2 separate regions of the Homo sapiens genome follow, and region 2 is linked to region 1. The links are chromatin loops, found by intact Hi-C in ENCODE. Cell type or tissue: GM12878. All regions are shown on one strand.

Region 1 (2,500 bases):
GGGATGGTGTGATAACTGTGCTCTCCTTGGCTGATTTTGGCATCAGAATGAGATACAATAGCTTTTCTCTCTTCCTGTAAGTGAGGTGTTAACTTTCTGTGTTTTCCTTCTGGTTTTGGAACGGGTTAGGTAACAACAAATATGCCTTTCTTTAGGTTTAATAAAACATGCTGTAAACATATCTGGGTATGTTTTCATTTTGAGAGTGTAGCTTGCCTAACTTCTACATTTCTTTTATGATTACTGGTATATTCATGTTATTTATGTTTTCTCCTTAATCTTGAATTGATTTTGTTAAAATAACCCATCAATTTCAAATATATACTGTATTTTTGTTGGTATAAATTATCACATAATTAAATACATTGTAAATGTATTTAAAATTTTTTATTCTTTCAGATATTTTATAATGCAACTTTATGTATTATTTGAATTTCATCATTCTATATTGAAAAAGAAAATGTTAAAAAAACTTCAAAATGAATTATATGCAAATGCTTGGCACATTTACTATGTAAGTTAGCTTACTATTACTTATTATTAAAATGTTATTGGACTAACTGAAGTAAAATATATATAGAAATGCCATGCATTTAATTTAAATGGCATCTTTAGTATCTCCAGTTGCACAGTAGATTAGCACATGGTACTTATAAATGATATATTCATTTTATGCTATAAATTTAGAACTTCATTAGGGAGAGATCATGTCTTATTTGTTTTTACCAATCTAGCATGTAGCCCAAGTAAAATGCTCTTAGGTAATGTAGCTTAATGAAGGATTAAATGAAAAGTTTATTTCATGATTACTTATTAAAAGAAAAGCAAAGAAATACTTTTGTGTTTATTATAAAGTTTTAGGGTTTAAGTCTAACTACATTTCTTACATAAACCACAAAAATTTACATCATTAAAATAATTAACACTATCAAAACTATTAATACTTTGGTAAAGTATAAACATTCATGGAGTGTACTTTTTAAATATGGGAGAGCAGCTAGGGCATTTGGGGACAGTGCTGATACAATTTCAACTGAAAAAATAACAATGTGTGTTACAATGAATACATTTGTGACTTTTGAAGATTTGACGTTTAAAATATTTGAAAAATTACAGAAAAATACCTGGTGGTTGTTATTTTATCTCTGACATAATAATTTAAAATATATTTGAAAAATTTTGTGGGTTGCAATTTTTTTAGCAGTTATTTTTCTCAGTAAGTTATTTTCCAAAGTAACAAGTAGATGGCATTATATCACTATTCTTAACAGTATTATAATACAATTCTTAGCATAATGATAATGCTCTAGAAACAAATTTCATCAAGTTGTTTTTTATCTTGAATTAGTCAGCAAAATGAACGGGTTTATTCTAATTAAATAGAGCTTAAGATGACGATATTTTAAGAATATAATATGGCTTGTTGTTTCCTCAAAATAATTGTGTCACAAAATAATGGCTAAACATTAAATATTTATTAAGAAAAATAAAACAACACGGGAATAAAATTTCCTGAATCACTTTGCACTTAACAATATGGTAAAATCTTAAGTTGTTCCTGAGTCTTGAGAAGAGATAATAGATAGTTAATTATATTTCTTCAATAAATACAATGTCAAAATAGTGCATATGAATCTACATGTCAAAATAGTGATGACTGTAAGGATAATCATAATTGTTCCTTAAATTTTTATGTCATTTATAAAATTTTCAGCCCATTAGCAACATATTATCTCATTACAAAAATGTGCTTAATCATATTAAATGCACCGAAATCATTAGAAAAATGATTCTCTGATTCTGTGGGGCCTTAGAAAGAAAGGCTCTCAATAAAAGACTTTTCTGTGTAGTTGGTTTTCCACAATTTAGCTGTGCATAAGTGCATTTTGAAAAGATGTATATACTTTGTATGAAAATGACTCTATGTAAGTTCACTAGAATGAAAAGGAAACATGCCCTCATTACAGGGAAAGTGAATACACCTGAGATTTGTTTGATAGTGATATCCACTTCCTTCCTACCCTCACTCCCTCCTTAACCACTGACAACAATGAATCTGTTTTCCATTTCTACACTTTTGTCATTTCAAGGATATTATATAAATGAATTCATACACTATATAATCTTTTGGCATTGGCATTTTTCACTCAGCACAATTCTCTGGAGATTTATTCATACCATTGTGTGGATTAATAGTTTGTTCCTTTTTATTGTTGAGTAATATTCCATTGTACAAAGTACCACAATTTGCTTAACCGCACGTTTGTTGAAGGATATTGAGTTGTTTCTCATTTTGGGTTATTATGCATAAAGATGCTGTAAACTTTTGTCTACAAATTTCACCTGTATGTTAATTTAGGAAGAACTGACAGCTTTACTATATTGCATCTTCTGATCTATGAACATGTAAGGTCTCTCCATTATTTCAGTATTCTTTGATTTCCTTCATTAATATTTGTAGTTTTCAGCATATAAGATCTGTACATATTTTGTTAGATAT
Region 2 (2,500 bases), 210 kb after region 1:
TGGCAGCTGCCTTCTCAGCCCTTATCACAGCTGAGGCTTCCTGGGGAGTCACGCTTCTCCTCTTCCACCCACTGTGGGCGTGGGGTGCCACCCCACGGCTTCTCCTGGTAGCTCTGATGCTGCCACTGCAGTGACCCTGGCACCATCTGGTCCCTGGATGTACTTGCTGACACTGCCATCATCATCACCTGCACCTCTGCCCCAAGACAAGGTTGAGGATATTTTTCCCAGACCAGTTTCCCCAGTTGGGGATGTTTGTCCTAGGCCTAGATGCCATTCTAGAATCAGGAACTTAATCAAATCATAGATCTTCACTTGAAGAAAGCATAATGTCGATGGCCATGAACCAGCAATTTTTCTTCCTTTCTCTCATCTCCCTACTCCTTTTTAGGGCTATTCTGCCCAGCCTCATTTCCCCGTTCTGGATGGCAGATCCATCTTCTAGAAATAACTTTCAAGATGGAACTATAATCCAGGTCTTTGGTTGTAATCGAGGTCTTCTGGGAGTTCCGTTTTGGGATCCAGACTTATATCAAATCCTACATTTGCTTCTGGGGAAAGTTAAAATTTTGATATACAAGAGAATTAAAAAAATACTGTGCCATCAGAGATTAAAATGCTAATGGAAAGTAATTCAGGAGAGAAGAAAAATTGATTATGCTAATAAAAATAATATCAATTTGGTTGAAAATGCAAAATACAGTTTAGGTCCTCAGGGGCCATGGTAGAGAGTGTGGTAGGATTAATGAGAGAAGGAGTGGGGTAGTCCCTGCTTTGTGCGGGGTCTAGTCTTGAGGGGTTATTCTTGCTGTTCATGGTTGATGTGTGACGACACCTCCATACTTGTGTTGGAATCCTAGGGATTTCTGGGCATCGGCTCCCACTTCTAAAGACAGGGACTCTCCTGTGTCGGAGCTTTTGGGGTTCTGCTGAGAAAGGGGGAGGCTGAGTAGCACGAACTATCATGATTGATTAGTAACGTCTGCTACAAAAGTGGGAGGGTGGGGGACGGCTCATATGGCAAATATTTATCACCTTACCCCATAACATGCTTTCTGGCTGTATTGTCAGGCTGCTAGGAAATGCTTTCCACTCGGAACTGAGACCTAAAACTGGAAACTAGGCTGCAGGACCACCTGGGTACGTGTGAATTACAGAGGTTCATGCATTTCCAAATGGGGGTGTCATTTTAGAACTGGGGCGTAAGATGATGAGCAACAGAAAAGACAACGCCGAGCCCCCGGGTATGAGCTCAGAACTCTTTACATGTTTGATGCTCCAAATGGTCTAGGGCAGGGGGGCTTCAGAGCCTTGGCAGCAGAACGTGGTCGCGTAGATGTTTATCTGATTTTCTGTTGCGCTGCTGCTCAACCGCCACTACGGAAGTGCACACTGCCACCTTATGGACGTCTTGAGAAGTTACACTTACACGTTATTAATTATATTAAATAAAATTCAAATGTAATAAATAATGTCAGGGGTAGTTTTTATAAACATTTGCAATGAAAATTCATATGAGGACTTCAGACAGAATATATTCAAATGAAGAGTTGATTTCGATTTCACTGATGAAATTAAATAACAGGATTAAGATGAAATTCTCAGCTATTTTAGCATTTTAGTGTTTTTCTGCTACTGAGTTGTGGGAATTCCTTATATGTTTCGGCTTGTCATAAATATGGTTGACAAATATTTTATCTGATTTTATACGTTTTTTCACTCTATTGATTATTTCCTTGGTTGTACAGAAACTTTTTAATTTTATGTAGTCCCACTTGTCTATTTTTTACTTTTGTTGACTGTGCTTTTGGTGTTGTATTCAAGAAATCACTGCCAAGATCATTATCATGAAGCTTTCTCCCTATGATTTCTTCTAGAAGTTTTATAGTTGGGGTATTACATTTATTTATTTATTTAAAGACAAGATATTGTTCTGTCACTCAGCTGCAGTGCAGTGGCACAATCAAAGCTCACTGCAGCCCCAACCTCCTGGGCTCAAGTGATCCTCCCATCTCAGCCTCCCAAGTAACTGCAGGTAACTACAAGTGTGCACTACCACACCAGGCTATTTTTTGTGGAGACAGGGTTTCTCTGTGTTTCCTGGGCTGATTTCGAACTCTTGAACTCAAGTGATCCTTCCACCTTGCCCTCCTAAAGTGCTGGGATTACAGGTGTGAGCCTCCAACCCTGGCCAGGTCTTACATGTAAGTCATTAATCTATTTTGAGTTGAATGTTGTGTGTGGTGTAATATACACATGTGAATATCCAGTTTTCCTAACATTTGTTGAAGAAACTACTGTGTATTCTTAGCATCTTTGTCAAAGATCAATTAATCATATGTGTGTGTGTTTATTTCTGCACTCTCCATTCTATTCCATTGATTTATGTGTTTATCTTTAAGCCAATACAATACAGTTTTAATTGCAGTAGCTTTGTAATATATTTTGAAATCAGGAACTATGATGCCTCCAGCTTTCTTTTTTTTTCTAGAGATTGTTT

What was found. Peaks named below come from ENCODE experiments on the same cell type or tissue, not always from the same donor. Only the 100,000 strongest peaks of a DNase experiment are listed, where the experiment ranks them.
Region 2: it touches region 1 in a loop (9-fold over the local background); 39 of 110 quality-filtered maps call a loop at or near these places.

What each region holds. Positions count from the first base shown.
Region 1 is chr7:37,625,226-37,627,725 of GRCh38, forward strand. No RefSeq gene overlaps it. Among named protein-coding and RNA genes, the nearest start is that of GPR141, 57 kb to the right of the region's middle. In GM12878, no CTCF peak of the experiment used is centred here; no DNase peak of the experiment used is centred here.
Region 2 is chr7:37,832,345-37,834,844 of GRCh38, forward strand. No RefSeq gene overlaps it. Among named protein-coding and RNA genes, the nearest start is that of NME8, 15 kb to the right of the region's middle. RefSeq lists an enhancer at 145-244. In GM12878, CTCF peaks have their summits at 100 and 1,388 (motif pointing left); no DNase peak of the experiment used is centred here; H3K4me3 peaks cover 328 bases; H3K27ac peaks cover 400 bases.